Regions from separate parts of the Homo sapiens genome. Here region 2 is linked to region 1. The links are chromatin contacts, found by Hi-C or POLR2A ChIA-PET in ENCODE. All regions are on one chromosome and are shown on one strand. Each heading gives the region's core, a stretch centred on a gene start or an enhancer-like site at or near the end of the contact. The rest is flanking DNA. Distances are from core to core; before and after follow the strand shown.

Region 1 (2,864 bases), core at 176-2,675:
ATGCTTCCAAGGGGTCAGCAAACCCTGGAATAGAAGAGACTCTAGAAGATATCTAGCTCACATCCCCTATTTTATAAATAAGTAAATTGAAACCCAGAGAGGTTAAATGCTTTGCCCACCATAAGTCATCAGATTGGGACTGGAACTCTAAGGAGAGAATTTCAGCAGAGAAGCGTGCCCAGATGACAAAGCATTTGTTGTGTGAAGGACGGGATGATTTTGGATCCAGGATGGTGACATCATGACTATGTCAATATTGGGTCCAGTGCCACGTGGACTCAATGTGAGAGTTCTAGGGAAAGACAAGCTGTGAGAAAAATCTGAGCAGTGAAGATTTCCCATTGTCATGGAGCTGAGCCTTGAGTGCACAGAGGAAGCCATGGGTATGAGGGTTCTCCCAGTGGTTGCCAGCTAAAGAATCATGGCCATGAGACTCCACTGAGGGGCCAGAGGTGCACAAGAGGAAAATGGCAGGCACCAAATGGAAATGGCAAGGGCTTATTTAGGAGCATATTTGACATACCCCTAAGAATGCTCAGAAATACTCGAGTGACACTTTGAGAAGAATTGAAGTATGAATAGCAAGGGGGCCAGTGAAACATGATTTATGGCTGTCTACTGCACCCCACCTTTGCCACCCAGACTCATGTCCTCTCGGGGAAACACAAGTCATGTTTCAAATTCATGTGAGACTGTATGGGCCCACATCCTGTCCATCCAGCAAATATATCTGTCACCACCTTAAGTATTTATGTATTACCTCTTCCAAAATATTGGTTATTCTTGGAGCTAATACAAGTAGTATTAATGACCCCAGGTCTGTCCCAACGCAAGCTTTGGCAACCTAACACACTGGTCTGGGCAGCATGGTGAGAGATGGAAGGGTCTTACCCTTCCTGTGGAATATAGCGGGCTGGGCAGCAAGAGGGCTATGCTCAGTGTCCTGAAGTCAGATTTCAAGAGATGAGGCTCCTACTGAAGCAGGGAAGTGGTGTCTCAGCAGATTAAGACCCTGCTGCCTTGCTGACCAGGACAGCCTTCCTCTCACCCCTGGGCTAGAGCCCTAAAATCTTGTCTCTTGCACAGCAAAGCTATCTTTAATTTTTTTTTTTTTTTTTTTTTTGAGATGGAGCTTTACTGTTGTTGCCCAGGCTGGAATGCAATTGTGCGATCTCAGCTCACTGCAACCTCTGCCTCCCAGGTTCAAGCCATTCTCCTGCCTCAGCCTCCCGAGTAGCTGGGATTACAGGCATGTGCCACCATGCTCGGCTAGTTTTGTATTTTTAGTAGAGACGGGGTTTCTCCATTTTGGTCAGGCTGGTCTTGAACTCCCGACCTCAGGTGATCCGCCCGCCTTGGCCTCCCAAAGTCCTGGGATTACAGACGTGAGTATCATTCTATTTTTAGAATAAAAAACTGCTATGAACCATACTTTCCATTCTTCAGGCCCTTGCCTGGGCTCTATTTCTAGTGACCAACTGGAAAAATAACTCTCATTCTGCACGGACATACTTGAAATTTGGCCAGTGGTTTTACAGTCCACTCCCTGGAGAATTGTTTCCCAAACAATGACAGGGCTGTGCTGTTAGGAGAATGTCATCCTGTAGTTTGCAGAGAGAATGTTAACCTCCACAGTGCCAATCCCACTACCTTCAAGCCACAGGGAAATTTGAATTGTATTGCTTCTCTCAAAGATTCAATTACAGACTTGGGGCTTTCTGCTAATGAAGATGATGAAACTTCAGGTCATGTAAATAAGAAAAGTTGAAGTTCCCAGAAAAGAGTGCTGGCTTTTTCGTGACTTTTTCCCAGTGGCTTCTATTTCTAACGGGAATTATTAGCCATGACAGAAGAGAGGCTTGATCCTTTACTGTAAACAAAACTGGACATGAAATGTGCTGAATGAACCTGAATTCCTCTGACTAGATAGGAACTAAGCCTGCCCTGGGAAAAGGTGGGACGAAGACATGGAAACCGACATTGGTGTAAGCATTAGGAGATGTGTGTTCATAGTGGGACTGGTGATTCTAAAGCCATTAAAGGGCATCAGTTTCGTGAGCCTAATATGATAATTTCATACCTGGGATTATTCAAATTGCTTTGAATGTGCCTCCACTCTTAGGAGATGGAAACTGTACTCTCTTTCTGAGGATGACTCATCTCTAGTACATTCCATGAAAACGGACAATGCCTCTGGAGGGCCTAGGGCCTGGATTTTCAAACTGCAGTGCATGTACCCTTGGGATTACACAGATTATGAAAGATACACAAAGCTTAGAAAAACAGGGTGTATGTTTCCAAAACATTCACTTTACTTGCAGATAGGTGGTTTAAAAAGAATGTTAAGATATATAATGTTTATGACCACTAAGTGTGTATTCAAAGTCTTTTCTGTATTGGGAAAATGTCCTACATTGTGAGCCCTGCCTTCATAAAGTAGAAATTGGAATTTACTATTCCATCCTCTCTTGTAGTTGGGCTATAGGCTGGGTCTTAGGCAGTACCATGCAGATACAACCACTAACGACTTCAATTCGGTCAAAAGCAATATGAGGAAGGAGCCTTGAGAAATCTGTTTGGGCAGCACTGTGACAAAGCCACACGCAGCAGTAGCAGAGCCTCTGTATCCAGTCCCCAGTGGGATCAGAGCAAGCACCTCTGTCTGGGGCAGGCTGGGGTGTTTGTGTCCAAGGCCAACACCACTGGACATTTGCTGGGGCAGCCCCTGGGGACTGGCTTCATCATGTTTCCACTACGTGGGGAACCCAATGCTTTAGATTTCCTAGAAGATCCACGGTTGCCCTTAAATTCTTGTTCTGCCTGAGCTACCTAGAATGGACTCCATTATTTTCAACCAAGAACTA
Region 2 (2,864 bases), core at 114-2,613, 59 kb before region 1:
CAGCATCTTGGGCCAATTTGAACCATTCTTCAGTTCTGAGACAATCCTCACCTGAGGAGCTGCTGAGTGGCCCCCAACTGAAAAATGAATGGGAAGCTGGGAGGCATCCCCCACCTGGCACCTTGATCTTTGATGGCCTTGGAGGCCCCATTGCCCCTGGGGAGAGTGAGGAGAGGAAAGTTTCCACCACCTCCTTTCCTGAAGATGCCTCCCAAGAGTTCTCAATTGTTTTGAGCTCCTCAATTCTCAAGGAGCCAGAAAAATCCAGTTTCTTAGGAAAAGGAGACACCTTGAACTTTCAAGGCTCCATTCTAGGGACAGAAGAACAGGATTAATCCCATGAAGCTGAATGGGAACTTGCAGTGTAGTGTTAAAAGGGAGAAGGAGCTCTGAATTGAATTCCAGCCCCACCATATAAAAGCTGAGACATCTCAGGCAGGTTACGTCCGCTTTATGAGCCTCAGTTTCTCTGCCTGTAAACTGGCTCTGATGAAATTCAGCCATTCATTTATTCAGTTGTCATTTGCTGCCTCTCTCAAAGAGAAGTTGATGGGAGTTAGAGAATAAATATACAAAAAGCACCAGTAGAGAGTCTGGATCATAACAGATAGTTAATAAATGTCCGTTTTTTTTCCCTTCTCCTACAGGAAGATGAAACCTTGGATGACTGGCCCCAGTCTTCCCCGCTGCAAAGGGGTCTCATAGTTTCTAATTTATGATGTGTTTGCACCATGAAAAAATCATCTGCACTTTGATAATCTGCTCTTTCATCTCAAACAACAGTCCAAAATCACACTCTAATGAAATTAAAAGCAGATGAGAAACCGACACACATGTAAATACTCCTATTAAAAGGTGCAAAAGCCTTACTCACTTCTGAGGTGTGGCTGGGAGTGGCCAGATCTTGTTTTCTTTAGAGGACAGCAGAACTAAGCAGCTAAAGGCAATTAAAGGTATTTTTGGAGATGAGAGAATTGATTAAAAACGATGGACACACTTTATGCACTCAGAAGCTGGCACCTCATTGGCAACCAAGAAATTCCAAGCTTGCGCTTCTAGGGAGGAAGTGGACTCTGGGAAACTCCAAACTTCTCAGAATGAAAAGGAAGCTACTCTGTTAAACTGCCTCTGGAAAGAGCCCTTCTGTTCTCTGGCCTCAGAGAACAGCACTGTAAGGAAACAATTGCAATGGGAGAGGGAGGAAAACACCATTTCTTCCTCCAGCCCCACCACCCACTGCCAGGACAGAAGGCAGGAAGAGGCTGATCCTGCTGAGACAAGCAGCCTTGGGGATTGACTGTAATTGTGCAAGTAAAGACAGGACCTGGAGTGCGTTTCCCAGTTCACTTTCACCAGCTACAGCAATAATCCTGCTTCCCGGAACATTCCATGCTGCTTCATTTGCTCAGCAACAGTTGTTCCAGGAAGCCTGTATGCACATAGTGTCAGCTTGCTGGTGTGCCCGCCCTGCCAAATTCAATGAGAGTTTATTGGCTAATGTTTTTCCCAGAAATGGGATGAAAATCTTCCAGAGGCAGCTGGAATCATTTTCAAGTGCAGCAGGAACACAGTTGGGGCAAATGGTGAATGGAGAGGCCCCAAGTGTAATCATCACAATGACCTTAATTATGACTGTTGAATGCTTACTCCATGCCAGTCGTTCTATCAAGGGTTTCAAGTCTGTGATCGCGTCAGTCCTTACACAACTCTAAGCCATAGGTATATTACAACTCTATTTTAGAGAAGAGAAAATTGAGGCTCAGAAAAGTTAAGTAAACTGCTTAAGGCCACATAATTGGTGACTGGCAGAACTGGAACCCAACTCTATCTCTGCAATTCATACGGCTTTCTAAGCACCCAGCACACCAGAAGCAAACTCCCCAATGCGTCCTTGACAGCCCAGAGACTCAATTATGTGGGCTGGAGTAAACCTTCTCAATTCCGGCCTTTGGAAGAAGATAGGAAAGCTGGTTCTGAGAGACCCTGGTCCCTGCTGGCCTATTTGAAAAGGATCTTATTTCTGAGTGTCTCCCAGGGCTCTGGGAAGCTACTTTTGGAGAAGAAACCAGATGAGTTTTCCAGAGTTTTTAACAACGCAAACAATGCAGAATACAAAAGTGGCTGTTGACTTTAGCCTTCCAAACAATACAAAGAACAGGAAGCTCAAACAGATAATCGGGCTCCTTTCCTATATCATCAGAAACTATGCGGAAGGAAGCCTGGGGATGATCTGATGAGGCTTGTTTCAGAGGCGAGAGAGCTGCCCTAAACACGTCCCAGAGGGGAGCCACACCGAGCACTCCCCTCAGCCCCAGCAAGAAGTAGCCTGGAGTATCCATGTCTTGCTTCCCCAGCCCTTGCCCCAACAGTCCTGTCTCTAGAGGAAAAATGTTTCCTCCTTATCCCTCACACTTATCCTGAGTGGGCAGATGTTGCATGTGTTCAGCTTCCCTTGGGGTGATGCCCTTGCAGGAAACTGTGGAAGAGATGATTTCTTAGATGATGCCAGCCAAGGAAGCAGGTACAGGGACTGGGGTGGCTCACAGCTATGAGGAGGAAGGAGGGAGTGAGAGAAGATGTGGCCTGTGTATTGACTCTCCTCTGCTTTTCAAGCACTTGTCTCTTATTCCAATAGAAACAGATAGGTTAAAAGATGATAGATATAGATAGATGATAGATATAAATAGATAAAGATAGAGACAATTAAGAGATAGAGATAGATATATGGCAGATAGATGATAGATATAAATAGATAAAGATAGAGATAATTAATAGATAGAGATAGATATATGACAGATAGATGATAGATGGAACATAGAATACAGACAGATGATAGATAGATAGATAGATAGATAGATAGATAG

Evidence for each region. A loop is a pair of places that touch in the nucleus more often than their neighbours do. ChIA-PET counts read pairs that join two places held with the same protein, here RNA polymerase II (POLR2A). Pooled maps may share reads with other maps.
Region 2: a loop to region 1 is called in a map of vagina, with 2.2 times the contacts of the local background. The contact joins two enhancer-like sites. A Hi-C loop is called at or near these places in 25 of 168 maps with a recorded cell type or tissue (B cell, CD14-positive monocyte, CD4-positive, alpha-beta T cell and 19 more), 34 of 37 single-sample maps with no recorded cell type and 25 of 50 pooled maps. POLR2A ChIA-PET finds 5 or more read pairs at or near these places in 22 of 52 experiments (AG04449, AG04450, CD4-positive, alpha-beta T cell and 16 more).

The regions. Positions count from the first base shown.
Region 1 is chr11:35,098,797-35,101,660 of GRCh38, reverse strand. No RefSeq gene overlaps it. Among named protein-coding and RNA genes, the nearest start is that of CD44-DT, 38 kb to the left of the region's middle. Within about 2 kb of position 1,425, at least 5 of the 41 ENCODE cell types and tissues checked have a DNase peak (open chromatin) inside an H3K27ac peak, as active enhancers do; they include ascending aorta and heart right ventricle, where a contact is called at or near this core.
Region 2 is chr11:35,157,335-35,160,198 of GRCh38, reverse strand. The region is part of intron 1 of CD44 (CD44 molecule (IN blood group)); the gene reads right to left. Among named protein-coding and RNA genes, the nearest start is that of SNORD164, 4.2 kb to the left of the region's middle. Within about 2 kb of position 1,363, at least 13 of the 41 ENCODE cell types and tissues checked have a DNase peak (open chromatin) inside an H3K27ac peak, as active enhancers do; they include ascending aorta and heart right ventricle, where a contact is called at or near this core.